Regions from separate parts of the Mus musculus genome. Here region 1 is linked to region 2. The links are chromatin loops, found by intact Hi-C in ENCODE. Cell type or tissue: heart. All regions are shown on one strand. Each heading gives the region's core, and the rest is flanking DNA. Links, peaks and the distances in the headings are about the cores only.

Region 1 (7,980 bases), core at 2,021-7,020, 240 kb after region 2:
TCATTGTATGGAGTTCCCTTTGACCAGTTATGAGTTTCTGTGTTAACCACTGCTTGCAACACAGAGAAACTTCTCTGATGAGTTCTGACAGCTGCACTGCTCTAAAGGTGAACAGATAGAAATTTAGAGAGTAGTTTGATACTGTGTCCAATTAACTAATAAAACAACAGCAAGTTCATCCATGGGTTCTTGGATTATAGTACCAGGCATACGTTTCCTCCTGTGGAACAGGTCTTAAATCCAGTCAGAGTTGTTGGTTACTCCCATAACATTTGTGCCATTATTATACCCAGGTACATATCTTGCAACACTGGTTATTATTGTACTTCACAGACTTTATAGCTGATAAGACTATTGGTAGATTTTTCTGCAGTAGCAAGTGAGAGACCCTATCTCAAAATAAGTAAGTATTGGGAAAATACTTCAGGAACAACACCAAGTGTTATATTCCAGCCTTTACACACACACACACACACACACACACACACACACACACACACATGCACATATGCACACATACACACACACACACCAATTATTGTTTATTTTCTATGGGATTGATGGGTTTCATAGCATTTGGAAGTTATTAATCTTCATTCTCTAAACCTGTGTGGCCATTAATATTCAATGTCTTGGTCCCTTTAAAATATAGCAAAGCAGGAAGAGCTGGGTTATTTTAGAGGAAAAAGCAAGTTACTGTGCACAATAGTCCCTAAGCAGATAGTCTAGGCTGTGGGCTCAGCACAAGTCAGGGAACTCAGCGTGCTGAAAGCCAGTGAGAAGAAACTGCTACCCTTCCCAAGTGACACAATGCCCAGCAACAGTCAGCTTCCAGCTCTGCAGAACTAAACTGCCAGCATGTAGGCCGTCACACCTTCTGCTCCTGAGGAGGCCTGATGGCATCAGAGTCACAGTATTGGAAACAGCAGAGCTGTATGTCACAAGGGTAAAACTGGTTCTAACTTTTCTTTGCCCAGAACATCATGTATTTGGGGATGTAAACACACTGGGGTGGCTTCCCCCAGTTGCCCTGTGTGTGTCCTCATGTGTGGACAGTCAGAAGACAAAGCCTCTATTGAGTTACATAAAGGCAGAGGAGGGGTGGGATGAGAGCCAGCCTTCTGGAAAGGCTGCTTTTCATTTTGGGCTAACTGCAGTAACCAAGTGGAATTTCCTGATGCATTTGCCAAGTGACAGAGCTGATGTTGAGAAGGAGCGTGAGGTGTTTTAGTTTAATGTTTGTTTTACAGAACAGGCTACAGGACAAAAGTTCTAAAGCCAAAAATAAAAGTTGTGTTTACTTTACCCAAGGAGCCATGTGACTAAACATTTTACATAGCCACCTCACGACTCAGCTGCCTGCATGTCCCATTGGCTCCAGCTGGCTCATAGTCTACTTCCATCCCAACTTTCCCTCTTTTCTATAGTATTTCTTCCTCTTTGCAGTGACAGGACCAAAGCTGTACAAAATGGAACCACATCTGCAGTCTGTCAGTGTTAGTTACACATGGAAGACAGACTCTGGGTCAGAAAGGCATTGAGTGGCATCATGTGGCTTGAGTCTGTGCTGTTCCCTAGTTCTTACTCAGTTTTGTTTGTAGCTTGCACTTCCCATTGCACCTTCACTGCAATCCTGGTTATATCTGAGTGGATTGTGAGAATCGCATAGAAGCCTGAGTAGACAAAAGTATAAGGACATCCAACTTTGGTGCCCAGATATTCGTGATTACTCTCCTGTCAGACACAGTAGTACTAGGGCCTGGAGAGAGGACTCAGTGGTTAAGAGCACTAGATGCTCTTTCAGAGAACCTGGTTTGGTTCCCAGCACCCACATGGCAGCTCACAATTGTCTGTAACTCCAGTTCCAGGGGCTCTGACACCCTCTTCGGCTTTCTATGGCCACCACATGCACAGGGTTCATTGATATATACACAGGTGAAGCACCCATACTCACAAAATAAAGTAAAAGTGGATCTTAATATAAAATGTGCCCCGGATATAGTTGAACTAGGTTCCTCTAATCAGTCAGCACTACAGCTGCCTCCAGACACATCCTGGGCCCTGCCATGGTCATTGAAGTCTGAGTGGCTGGGAGCAAGTCTTACTCTAGCAAGTGCAGAACACAGAGCAAGTGTCTGAGGGACACTGTTGAGGGTGGTGCTCTCACCCTGCGTGTATATGGAAAACCCTGTGGTGACTAGACATTAACTAGCAAAAGCCTGGCTTACCATGGTGATGGAAGATTCTTAGAGGTGGCCTGCTGTGGCTTCCCATCACAGTCTCCAGAGTAGCCTTGGTAGTTCTCTTGCCATGTGTGGCCATAATGTTTTGTGTTATATCTTAGCCCCTGTAACACCATTCCTGTTTCAACAGTTAACAAAGCACACTGATTTGGTTATATTTGCTTTTAGCAAATTATAAATTCTAAAATCCAAGACTTTTCAGCTCTTCTAGATCTTCCACAGGAAGGAACCCTGGCTAAGGTAGGTGTTAGGGATGGGCAGTAGTTCACCAGTTCGTAGTATTTGCTTCTCTTGCAGAAGACCTAGGTTCAGTTCTCAGCACCCACATTGGGCAGCTTACAATCTCGATTGCTGTCCAACACCCTTTTTTGGCCTCTACAGGTACCAGGCGTAAGAGTGATGTTTATGTATATACAGCCAAAGCATTCATACATGTAACATGAAGATAAATAGGATCGGTCCTGTGCTTACAGCCAAAGCATTCATACATGTAACATGAAGATAAATAGGATCGGTCCTGTGCTGTTGAGACAGAGTCTCATGGAGAAATAGGTACTTGTGAGATAGTCCATTCTTTGTGATGTGATGTGATATTACATGGAATAGACTGCTATAGGATTTGAAGAGGTTCTGCTCTGTGCATTCAGATACAGTATTGGAGAATTGGGGGTTAATAGGAAGATAGGAAGGCATTCTAGGTAGGCTGTGGATGAATGGAAAGTATGGATACAGTGGTACTCTGAATCTTAGTCAGCCAATCCAGAATACAAGATATGGGGAGCAATTAAGGTTGCATGGGTGTGAGAATGGAATCAGATTGGATGGTGCAGCGCCTTGAAGAAGGTGACAGGGTGTTTCAGGAAATATAAAAAAGAATGTCAAGTTCCCACGCTACTGCCAGCAGTTCTCTGCCTCGGCGGGCTAGCCAGCCTGTTCTTATCTTGTGAAGTCTCTCTGGCCCAGAGCTCCCGAAACGTTTCCCCCTAGCTTGCAAGGTTCTTACTGGCGGGTCACTACCATGCCAGCTCAGTGCTTCAAACCTCCCACAGCCTTTGTGGTGCACATCTGGCAAACCCACGCTTTGCTGTCATACCTTTCTCTCTTGAACCCAGTCAAACCACTGCAAGAATGAAAACACTACACAAATTTATTTCAGAAACGACAGTAACTTAGTCTTGCTGGGAACAACTAAAATCCTAATCTTATAAACCTTATTAAATCTAAATCCAACGGTAGCGAATCCTGACAGACCCACCATTGAAACCGGGAGACTCTAGTTGGTACATCTTGTTCTCACTCCTCTCCAAAATGCTCTAACTCTCTCCTGCTTCCTCTCTTCCTCCATACAACCTGGAATTCCTGCCTACGTCCCCAGTGATTTGCTCCTTTATTCATTAGGGGATGGTTCACAAGTCACCAGAGTAGGTGACTCATTCCTCACAACCCCTCCCAGGAGAGCGGAATTGGCATCAAAATACAAGCAAACCCGGGGCTGTCCACAGCTACAGGGTTTTGGTGATGTCTTATGGACAAGGCAGACTTTAGAGAAGCCTCTAGCACTGGTTGGCATTGTGGAAGAACATCGGTAGGAGCTATTGGAGGGGTGGGATGGAGAGAGCCTGGAAGTCGGGAGACCGTTGGGTGGAAGAGATCAGAGGGCAGTCATGGTGGAGCCCATGACGTCAAGCCATACTTTCAAGACCACTACCTATGGTGCCAGGACACATTTTGTGTGTAGTCCACAAATGTGCACATTAGGACAATTAACTCTGAAAGTTAGGAGGCAAAGGAAGCATGGCTTCAGTGTGCTTAACTTGTTAGAACAAATAGAGGAGGGACCGGTTCCACTCACAACACGGGAGGAAAGCTGTTAGATTTGAAGAGGCTTGATTTGAATTGCTAAATCTCCTCAAGTCTCTCGGATTAAGGAGCAGTATCTAGGAGACAGCCAGAGAGAACTCTGATCTGCCTCATAGGTCAATGCAGTGCTAGACTCTGAGCAGCTCTCCTTACCTCCTTCTCTCCCTAGGAAAGCTTCCTGGACTGGGTCTCTGAGCCCTTCTGCCACCTGCTGAGCCAAACACCTCCCATCTGTAGACTCATTGGAGGAATGGCTTCGTTCCAGCCAGCCAGGCTCTGGCCCAGGGTTTCCACTCTGCTTGGAACCAAAGATGACTTCACATTAGAAGTCTGTAGACCATGCCAAACCCATACAGACTGTCAATCAGTGGAAGGACTCCTTGCCTTCTCTGTGGACAGCAGCTCATAGAAAATGCAGTAGACTTGGCCAAGCAACCTAGCCTATTGTGGCTTAGGGTGAATGACTTAGACCCCATTTCTTCTGCTATCACATGGAAGCAGCCTGCCCTAGTGGGAGGCCAGGCATCTGCAGGCAGCATTTGAAATAAAGTTGCTTTGTTATTAAGTCTGCTCAAGTTGTCAACACTTACAGATATCCCTGTGGCTGCCTGCCCCACTGCCGACTAGAATAGATAGGATCGGGGGAGAATGTGTCTGTCTTGCCCACAGAACTCCAGCCTCGGCCTTGAGAGTCAGCTGAGCAATATGCTGAGGCCCAGACACAGCACACCTCTACTGAGAAGTTATCTAAATGTATCATTTTAATCAAATCCAACACGTGCAATTACAGAAATTTTTTAAATGTGTTTTTAGTGTGATGCTACTATCAACCAAAATTATAAAAACTAATTGTCAGAGCCTGACTATTGCAAACTGAGTAATGAGATAGAAAACAAAGAAGCACATGGGGACTGTGCTCTCACAGTGAGAACCTGGAATCAACTGGTTATCCAGTTGTCACTGGCATCCAGTTCCACCCCCCCCCCCCGCCCCCAGCCTGGCGACTGCACAGTATTTCACTGATTGAATCCTGGCAGCTTTTTTTGGAGTCATGTATATTTTCCAGGTCTTTTCCCCCTGAAATTTTTGAGGGGTTCTCACTCCTGGAGGCAGTTTTCCAGCTTTTCCCATAGGGGCAGTGTTGGGGGAGGTTTCTCTTATGGGCTTCCAGCTGACTTCACTTCCCACTCTCTCTATGGGGCCTCTGCTTTTGTGGTCTTTACATGATATCTTCTACTGTGCCTTGGGGTTTTTCCCCCTGAGTTATTGACTTCCTATCTTCACTTCATACTTGCAGGCTGTCTCCTGGTTCGGACATCTATGTGACAGTCTCATCCATGGCTTTGGCGAGATCCCAGTGCCGTAACTCTCCCAGCAACTTGTCTTCGTCCAGTGAGACTGGCTCTGGAGGTGGTACCTACAGACAAAAATCCATGCCCGAAGGGTAGGTATGGCAAGGAGTCCATCTTCAGTATCCTGTGTTCAGACAGGCCACACAGAACTGCATGAAACCAGCAGAGAAGAGGTAGCCAACCCTCCAGATAGAAGACTGTCCCAGCGTCTAGGTCAGACCACTGAAGAACATGGTCAGTCCTGTGTGGCAGCAAAGTCAGATAGCATCAGTTCCTTCATCACACGGACCAGTCAGTGCCACTAGAAGGATTTTGTCTTGTATTTCCTCCAAAGTGAACGCAGCAGAATACTCCTTGCAGTGTAGTTCGGATTGCTGCTGATACAGAGAAAATGATAACCACGCCCAGAGCTTAACGTTGTCTTGTAAGAGGCCTGTGTTTTGTTGGTTTTCTGTTGTTGGGTTTTTCCAGACAGAGTTTCTCTGTGTAGATGTCCTGGAACTCTCTCTGTAGACCAGGCTGGCCTTGAGCTCATAGGGATCCTCCTGCCTCTGCTTCCCGAGGACTGGGATTAAAGGCTTGGGCCACCATTACCCAGCAATTTGTTTTGTTTTGTTGTTTTGTTTTGTTTCAATCTTCCTTGACACTAAATTCCCAGAAGGAACTGTTTGTTTCTGACAAAACTTATAGAACAGGCCCTAGGTTTTGTCTGTAGCACCACTAGAAAACAGAACAAAACTTTCAAAGGAAGGGAAATGCACAAAGTTTAAAGGTCACTGAAGGCTGAGGATGCTGGAGTGTCTGAGGCTTGGAAGCCCAGCATGCCACACACAAACTGCCTTTGCTCAGAATAAGAAAACCAAACTGTGGGTGCTGCTGGCCCTGAGAAAGAACTTGAACCATTCAAAAACCAAATGGTTCTATTTCACATTTTTCTAAGGACTATGTTTAACATACAGGCATGGGATTTGGTTACTTTTCTGAGAATTCACCATGCAAGCAATTCATTAGCAAGCTTAATGTCCTCATAGTGGATATTTATTTACCATGACCAGGATTTCTGTTGGATCTTTTTTAAAAGGTTTGTTTATTTGTATGTGCATGAGTATTCTGCTCACATATATGTATGTTCACTGTGTGTGTGTGTGTGTGTGTGTGTGTGTGTGTTACCCTTAGGGATGAAGAAGGTATTAGATGCCCTGGAACTACAGTTATGGATGGATACGAGCTACTATGTAGGTTCTGGGACTTGAACTCACTAACTATTGAATATGCTTTTTGTTGTGTGTGTATGTGGGGAGGGGGGGGTGCTACATGTTTATGCTAACAGAAGGTAGGTGATAAAACCACTCCAGGATACTCCTCCTCCATGCTGTTGTCTTCGTCAATAGCCTGTCTGAAGGGCACACATCTTATGTAACTGCATCAGTGATGACTCGAAAATAATTTTAGCTTTTCTTCATCAGTCCCTGCAGAGGTTTTTTTGAGTCACTTATTTTATCATGCCACAAACCCAACTAATTATTTCTTACTTTAATTAGATTTTATATGGTATGATTTGCCTTAGAAATGAAGTAGTCAACATCTGTCCATCATTAGTATGGCACTAAAACGTAAAGGAGTGAACCAAAAAAAAAAAAAAAAAAAAGTTTTCCTGTCTGTGATAAGCTCTAAATGTCTATTAACAAATTGAACGGAGACATTAGTGTGATTGATGATAAAAACTCTGAGGCCCATGCCTGAGTGCTCCTTTTTTGTTAACAAGACAGTGGTTATTCCTGTGGGCATGCAATAGCAAGCCCTTGTACCCTAGGTGGTATTAGGGGGGCCTGTGATCTTTAGTGAGCTCACCTTGGATTGTATGCGACACCACACAATGCTTTTTGTACCTGGGAATGATCTTTTAAAAAGACGAAGTTGCTGATGCAGTGCCATCTTCTGTACACCAAAGCCACTTCAGTGGTGTTAGCTTGCATTGTTTTGTGTTGTTATTGTTGTTTGGTTTTTCCGGACACAGTTTCTGTGTAGCCCTGGTTGGCTTCAAACTCAGGGGTCTTCCTGTCTCTGTCTTTCAAGTGCAGGGATTAAGTGCATGGCCACTAAGCTTGGCCTGCCAAAGCTGTGTTTATGCACATCTGTGACGCAAGAGGTGGTTTGGCTCACGCTCTCATGTGTCTCACTGTTGCCCATGAATGACGTTTGACCCTGAAGTTTCCTTTACCAGTAAGAGCAGCTGTGTCCAAGTCGATGTTGAAGTGTCTGTGCTGTGCTGGGCACCTGTTAGTGTCAGGCACGCTCAACATCATAGCGATAACCAGCATACGGTGGTTCTCTGTGGACAGTGTGCCATGTTGGTACCCTCCCTCACCCTCCGTGGGCCTTATGTCTATACCTGTGTGGCATGAGCTTGTTCATTTCTTGGTCCTAAGACATTGAAACTATCTTAATTAGCTGAAGGGTAAAACTGAGACAGTGCTTAGAATCTATGTTTAGTTCTGCTGCTAGGTTACCAGTTCCAATTGAGC
Region 2 (7,980 bases), core at 1,866-6,865:
CTTTCTTTCTTTCTTTCTTTCTTTCCTTTCTTCCCAGTCGCCTTGGTGTAAGTACACATTAATTCGGTTTCTCTTTTACTTGAATTGACATGTTTATTTATACAACAAGGAATGTGCTCTAAGTTAGTATACAAACCAACTGCCAATAGCACATGCCTTTTAAAATTATTATTACAGGACAAGTATTTTTGTTGTCTGTGTTGTTGAGACAAAAGAAGCTTGGATATAAAATTATCAACCTGTAGCAAAATATAGTGAGAATGGCCTCCTACAAATGAAACGCTCATTTGCCTTTTTACTGTTCAGTGTAAAAGGAGAATATCTGTCATTTACTGGAAACTTTTATAGGTCTGAGTGCTACAGAATTGTAAAGCTGCAATAACTTAACATGTGGGCTACCCCTTGGTTTTTACAGTCTTAGTGTAAGAGACAGTAAATTTCTCAAGGAGCCTCAATTATTAGTGGCACAGAACCCAAGCCCCACTCTCTTGGCTCTAGCTACTATTTTTAATCACTGTGCCACTTAGGTTCCTAAAACAAAAATTTTCAGGCATTTAAGATGGCTCAGCAGGTAGAGGCACTTGTTTCGCAAGCCTTGTGACCGGAGGTTGATCTCCAAAGCCCACATGGAAGTGGGAGAATGGCTAACACAGGTGCTTTCTTTCCTCTACACTCTTGTCCAGTCAGGCACCTCCTTCTCCCGTCACACGCACGCATGCACGCACACAGACCATTGCCATAGGTATCCTAGAAGTCTTAACTGTTTAGTTTTCATGTAGTTAGCTCCTTTAGGTTTCTGTGTGTATGGGATTGAGTTATCAGTTTACCCTTATTGATGATTAGGGGTTAATTCTTTTTTTAAATAGTGAGTTCTGTTAATACACTGTGAAATTTATACTTATTCATCTTTGTTGACATCCAAACTTCATGCTTCTATCAACACCAGCATATTACTTAGTAAAACAAAATCACCACAGAAAAGTTTCTCCCATTTAGAAAGGAGATTTCAAACAATAGCCTTTTGGACTTTTTATGGATATTTGGGCTTTGCATGCATGTCTGTGCCTGGTGTTCTTGGAGGGTGTCAGGTCTCCTGGAACTGGAATTATAGTTGTTGGCCCACCAAATGGATGCTGGAAATTGAACCTCAGTCATCTGGAAGAGCAGCTAGTGCTCTTAATTCCTGAGCCATCTCTCCAGTTCCTCAATAGTGTTTTGTAATTAGGTATAAAGGTATAGTCTGAGGATTCATAATTTAAGTTTTGTTTCCTGTTCTATGGTGAATCTGGTTTTTGCAAAGAGAAAAGGAACATTGTAACCACGGGGGTGGGGGTGGGGGTGGAGAGAGGCTGAAACAGTAAACCAGAGCAGAGTTTCACAGAGTAAAATACTTGAGTAGTGCAGAAACTGACATAAATTCCAGGTACTCTTTGGGTTTAGGCAAAGTAAAGGAACTGCGGACACAAAGACGACTATTACCTTCATTTTCAATAACAGACTTACAATACCTAGTAGGTACAAAGCCTGCGGAGGCGCTGAGAATACCAACATGAGTGAGCTACATGCTCAAGGAGCCATCTCGTGGGGGCGTTAGGATGGGGAAAAGAAAGCATCGTGCGGGGGCTGAAGATGAGATTACACAGGAGGGCTCAGAAACTGAGCACATGGTGGACATTTACAAGTAGAGAGATGCGCTGGCTTCTAAAGCCCCAGAGCCTCTCTGGCCAAATGCGCCCACCTCGGAGAGAAGCAGGTCTACGGAAGCCCTACGTTCTCCTCCCCAGCCTCCCCTTCCCCACCGCTAGGCTTGGGGCAGCGGAGGAGGCAGGTGAAAACTGCTCCCGGCTGTCGAGTCGTCATGGCAACCAGAAGTTCCTCGGTCCTCACTCTCCAGCTTCCACTTCCCCCGGCCCGAGTTGGGCTCTAATCTCGCGAGACTTGCCTGCGCGCAGAACCCCGCCGCGGTGATCTCACCCGAGACTGAAGGAGGGAGGAGAGGAGGGAGGGAGGAGAGGAGGGAGGGAAGGGATGGGGCGGGGAGAAGGGCCAGTGCAGCGCCGCCACCGCCGGCAACTTTGTGAGCGAGTTCAGTACGTGCGTGAGCGAGTGAGCGGAAAGTCAGTGCGGCGCCGTGTCCCGGGGGGGAAGGGTCGGGGAGGGAGGGAGGGTGGGCCTGGGAGACCGCCCGCAGCGTGCCTCTCGCCGCCACCGGGGCTCCCTTTCCGCGTCCCCCAGCCCCGGTGGGCAGTTACCTGTCCCCTCCCCCGCGGCCACGCAACTCCCCCCTCCTCCCACGGCGCCCAGCGCGGTGCTCCGCAGCCGGGACTCATCCCCCGGGCGCCGCGCGCTCGTCCCCGGGAGCCGGCGGGCGGGATGGGGGGCTCGGGGGCGCGAGCCGGACTCCGGGCTCCTGCACAATAGTTGATGCCCGGGGACCAGTCGCTTCGGCCTCCGCGGCGCAACGGAGCGCGGCAGCTGCGGGGACCCTCTCGGAGCGAGGCTGGTGGCGAGCCGCGCTGATCCCGCCCCGGCGGCCCCTAACGCCGGGCGCTCGGAGCCTCGGATCTCCGCAGAGGAGGCGGCGAGCGAGCGCGCCCCGACCGTCTGCACGCTTTCTCTTTCTCCCCAGGGAGAGCGCGCGGACGACGCGCCCGGGACGCGCGGCTGCACCGGGAAGCCCAGGCCAAGCGGTAAGTGGCCCGGGAGGGCAGGGCTGGGAGGGGGGCGGGGCGGCACTGCTGACAGTCCCCCCCCATCACCCCCAATGGGCTTGGGGATTCGCGGACCGGAGCTGGACGGTTACAGCCGCTGAAAGTTTGATTTCCGATTTGGTGGCGTGCTGGGGGATCGCGGTCCCGGCGGGGGCGAGTCTGCGCTTCACCGTGCACGGCGCGCGCGCACGTTCTCACCTCAGGATCCGGATCGGCTCCCCTAGAGGCCCGGAGCCCCGCATCCCTGCCTGGTGGCCGTGTTCACCCTGCGGCTCCGGGCTCCTCGGAGAGATCCTTCCCCACCCGACACTCGGTGAGCTCTTTGCAGGTGTGCTGCAGGGGGCCAAGGTCCAGGGGGTTAATGGTGGGGAAAGGAAAGATTTGGCTGCGGGCTCGGGGGTGTTAATTTCTCTCCTGGGGAGATACTGGGGACTGAGATCCGGGGATGCTCCAACCTGCGATCCTTGGAGGAAGGAAACCGTCATAGGGTTGGAGAGGCGTGAGGATTTCCTTTAAAGAACTTTTTCTCCCCTTGCCCTTTCCAACTTCGCTCCTGACCTTAAAGGCAACTTGCCAGGTTCATAAATCGCTCCATGGCATTTCAACGTGGGCAAGCAATCGCGTTGGGCAGATTGAAATTTCATCGGGGCTCACCGAGTCCAAAACCAGAGAGGCACGGGAAATAGCTAGCTTTCAAGGGAGGCGTTGTGCTAGATTGTTGGCATTCCTCTTGGAAGGGGAAGCGTTTGGGGACTGGTAACTCGGAGACTGCCTTGGAGCTTTATGGATTTAATTATTATTATTTTTTTCCTGACGACTAGTTGAGAGGGCAACCTTTACTGAAATTCATACTACCTTGTACACGATTATGTTTCTAAACGCGAGCCAGTGATGCGATGCAAATTTCAGAGGGAGGTGTCGACTTTCATCAGGTTCCAGGTCTATCTGGATGAACTGGGGTTGGCGTTTCCTCTATAAATCGAGCCTTTCATGTTGAAACTCTGACTCAGAGTCTTAAAGCCATTTTTTTTTTTTTATACTGCTACTCTGTGGGAGTTAAGTGTCAACTTTCTCCTGCTTTCTCGAATGGAGTATCTCCCAGTGCAAAGGTTCTCTGGCTGATTCTTTTGGACGGCCACAACATTAAATGAAGCCCTACCAAATTGCTCTAGCATCGTCGTTTAGGCACGGGAATGATTTTCTGTATCTTGGTTTAACGACTTTCTCCCTTGTCCTTTCTCAAACGCTGCAATTAAACTGCCTTTACCAGGATGGAAAAAAAGCTGATAGGATTATGCAGAGCAGTTAAAAGGTTTAAGCAAAGCAGTTTATGGCCACTGATGTGTCCACCTATGCGGTGACAACCCAGTTATTAACTAGAATATTATTACGGAGGTATTTTCCCATGAAATACGTTATTGGTACAAAGGCATTAACAACAGTGATCTAAAATAACCTGGGTGATGGCTGGAACAGAGATGGTTGGGGCAAATCCCACATTTGGGGTGGCGACGTGCTTCAGTGTCACAGAAGATATTGTACTTTTCCTCACTCTTAAAGGATTCTTGAAATCGACTATCATTAATTAGATTTTTCCAGTTGACCGAGAGAAGGAACGGGTTTAGCAAGTGGCTGGAGACAGACAGTAGGTGTAGCTGTTAGCCTCTCTGCAGTTCCCGTCGTCACAGTCCTGGCGCCCCGGACTTGCTAGATTTGACTGTCAGGCAGTTAGTAAGTCCTCAGCACGCCACTAAAATGACATTCTGAGGTTAACTCTTCTTTTGACTCAGTTTTTCAGTGGTATTTCCTTTTATATTTATTTCATATTTGCTTTGAATGAAGTTTGTAGTATTGGTGTAGTCTCATTTGAAGAAAAATTTAAAGCAACTTTTTGAAGGGCTTCCTAACAATGTATGAATGTACTGTAGTTTGAGGATGGCTTGAGATTAGCAGTTATGCAGACTCTGAGGTCTTGGTTAACTGAGGTAAGGTATGCATATGTTGTAGTTTCAGTCGCAGTGTAAATTTTTAGTCAGTGACTTTTCAAATGCTCTCTTAGGGCACAGAGAGCAGTGTTGAGTGGACCCCAACTCAGAGCAGCTTCTTGGCTGGCTGACTTAGTGGAAGATTTCTGTGGTAACGAGAAGGCTTGCTGGCTCTTGCCTGGCTGTATTTTTTTTTTTTTTTAAACCAAAGGTCTAGTCATTGCACAAATGGTATGACTATTAATGAAGCTTTTCAGGTTACTTTTTAGATTTGAACCTTTTGCTTCACTGGCCAGATTAGAATGGTACCCGGCCCCCTTCTTTAACTCTGATGGAGCAAGCCTCTTTGTTCTGTGATGTGAAACACACATCACAGAAGCTGAATCTCAAAATTGGAAAAATGAAATTTCCCTGTATTTGTAACCTTTTGAGCCTTGAGAGGCAAGCAGTGTCTACAGAGTACCACCAGCAGAGGTGTTTCTCTTGGCTTCTGGGACTCCAGTGGTTAGAAGAATCATTCTTGGGCATAGGGGGCTGGACTGGTGGTCCAGGGACCATGGGATCACACCCACATCTGAGGGTGAGAAGTTACTCCATGTCCACGGTTTTGCATATGAGGCAGTTTTGATTTTCCAACTTCCTTAGAGGATTCAGGTGACCTGTCTTCAGAGGTGTGGATTTCAGATACCGACCTGCCTTGCCGCTTTCTGCCAGGGTGACCTTAAAACTAGCTGTACCCTTTCACTGTCTTGACTGTGAGGCCTGAGCCAGCTTTGCTGCAGAAATCAACTAGAATTTATGTGTGTGTGAAAATACGTTGTAACTAAAGTCTCCTTTGTAGTTGCGGTTTCTTACCCTTCCACTGGAGGCTGAAACTAGAAGGGAGTTTGAGCTCAGTTCCTTTGGCCCAGCTTTCCCCAGTTGGCAGGTGAGGCCCTCCAAACCCAATGGTATCTTATAAAGTTAGATGTGGCCAGCACTCAGGGTAGTCGGCCTTCCTGATCTGAACATACGTGTTCCTGGGTTTCACCTTTGGTTCTTTTCCTGCGAACATGTTGAAGTTTTCTCATACTTAAGTATTCAGTGATTATTAAATAAAATAAGGGCAGGAATGATAGCTTCGTTAAGGTTGAAAAGGTATGGAAGTAGCATCAATGTCGTGTAGTACATAGCTAAGCTATGGAAAAAGGAATCCTAGATTAAAATTGTTGTTGTTAATATTATTTTAAATATAGCTTTATCACCCCAGTGTCCTGATACTCTCTCCCTTAAGTTTATTTGCAGAAGAAAGGAATGGGGCCCATGAGAGGGTGGGAACAATTCCCCTGGGTCCAGCTTCCTTAAACATAGGTGATTTGAGCAAGGGACAGAATGTCACAGGGTAGTCTAATTTGCAGCCAGGTCTGGAATGAAAATCTGAGTGTATCTTTTGAGGGGGAGAAAACTTCACCTTCTCATCTAATCTTCCATCCATCTTCTAAGGTGACCCAGCTGCAAGGAGATTTTCTTTTGGGACAGGGTTTTTCACCCATTGTGCCACCCTGGCTTGCCTGGAACTCACCATGTAGATCAGGCTGTCCTTGAACTCACAGGTCTGTCTTCCTCTTCTTCCTGAGTACGGGAATGAATGTGTGTGTGTTTCATAAAAAGAACTAGAGTGAGACCCCAGGTTGGCATGGAGGGGCATTAGGGTCCTGGTGGTGCACCATAAGGAAGGTGACAAGTTGTTTCTGCAGGTCTGAGATAAGAGCTTCCAGCTGATGGGTTCTAATTGGTTACTTACCATGCTGCAATTCTCTCTCATTAGATTTGTAGTATGCCTAACTTGAAGTTGTGGGAAACAGGTAATTACATAGTGTTTGATGAGACACTATGCTTCCTGAGGAATGCTGGCTTGGTGATAGAGACTTGCTGGCTTATAAACAAAGGGGTCACTCAGACTGCTGGGGCTGAAAGGGCATTGAGCGGTAGTTTCTTGAGGTTCCTTCTTACTTCCTTGAGCTGAGCCGTTTACCCAAGTGTGAACAGGTGCGGTTATTGATTGTTTTGTGGTTCATTCAGAGCCCTGCTTCCTTTTATAATGAGTTCTGATCTCAGAAGATAGCTATTGAGAAATTAAAAAGCAGAGGGCTTTGTGCCAATAGCTCATGTTCCTGCAGCCTGGGAGTCTACTATCATTGGGTTCTTTATTTCTTCTTAGGCCTTCACCTCCTACCTCCTCATTCAGGACAGGAGGCCCAGGGTCTCACTCTTGCTAGGCAGTGCTCTACCACTGCCTTATACCCTCAGCTCTGACTAGTATCTTTTACCTAAGCCTTCTATATTACCTTCCTGTGATAATGTTATCATATAATAAATGTAGATTTCAGCTTGGCATGCTGTAAGCCCCTTGCATTTCTTTTCATGCACTCAGAAGCAGTTTGCACTGAGCTGTCTTCAGGGAAGAGTCCCTTTCTTAAGAGTGCCGGGAAAAGGATGCTCAAGATGTTTGCTGTCCTACTGCTGTCACCTGTGTGTCCCTAGGACTAAGTGGGAAGTCAGTGTTTTCTTAGCCTCACAAAGCAGAGTTGAGGGCTCAGTGGTGTAGAGGACTTGCGTAGCATTTGTGAGGCCCTGGGGTCAGTCCCCAGCATTCCTATCCTCTCTCCCCCTGAAAAACAGCCTACTGTGACTGACTCCCAAACTGTATCCTGCTGTACTCCTTGTCACCCAAAGACTGAGGGAAACACCAGTCTGCTCTTGAAATGCAGCTCTGTTTGGGGCTGGTCATTTTCCCCTTCCCACGCTCCCCTGGAGACTTCAGAAGAGCTCACTAGTTAGCATACTGGGCTCTAACTTCTAAGTAGCCTGTGGTTGATGTGTGTGCATTTGTGTGTGGTGATGGGGGTGGGGGTGTGACCCCTAGCTCAGTTGTGTGGGAGAACTATACCTAGGCTTGAATGGAGTTCCTAACCCTGACTCCAGATAGAGAAATTCCTACACTACTTCACAGTTTATTGTCATTTTTAAAATTAGGCCCTCAGTGCTGATGTGCGTCGGTAAAGGAAGGATGCCAACTGTATAAGGAAATGATGTTTCAGTGGGTGAGAGTCCTGGAGTACTAGCAGGGTCACAGAAAGGCTTGTTACAGTCTAATGCTTGCTCTGTTGGGATTGCTCTGGATCTGGCTTCAACGTACCGTATAGCCTGAAGCCCCTTGGGTAGGGTGTGTGCTGGGGAGAGAGGCCGTGAGGAGGCCTGGTTACTGCAGCCAGGCACCAGGGAAGCCTGGTGGGTGTCTTGGT

Evidence for each region. Peaks named below come from ENCODE experiments on the same cell type or tissue, not always from the same donor. Only the 100,000 strongest peaks of a DNase experiment are listed, where the experiment ranks them.
Region 1: it touches region 2 in a loop (1.9-fold over the local background); 2 of 42 quality-filtered maps call a loop at or near these places.

What each region holds. Positions count from the first base shown.
Region 1 is chr12:82,411,504-82,419,483 of GRCm38, forward strand. Sipa1l1 (signal-induced proliferation-associated 1 like 1) reads left to right here. Exons shown (of 21, transcript NM_172579.3): 11 at 5,401-5,547. Among named protein-coding and RNA genes, the nearest start is that of Gm30916, 24 kb to the left of the region's middle. In heart, for the core only: a CTCF peak has its summit at 4,601; a DNase peak (open chromatin) is centred at 4,368; H3K27ac peaks cover 1,366 bases.
Region 2 is chr12:82,167,387-82,175,366 of GRCm38, forward strand. It overlaps a transcript of Sipa1l1 not described here. Among named protein-coding and RNA genes, the nearest start is that of Gm30799, 100 kb to the left of the region's middle. In heart, for the core only: CTCF peaks have their summits at 2,848 and 4,354; DNase peaks (open chromatin) are centred at 1,935, 2,775 and 4,375; H3K4me3 peaks cover 2,902 bases; H3K27ac peaks cover 2,181 bases.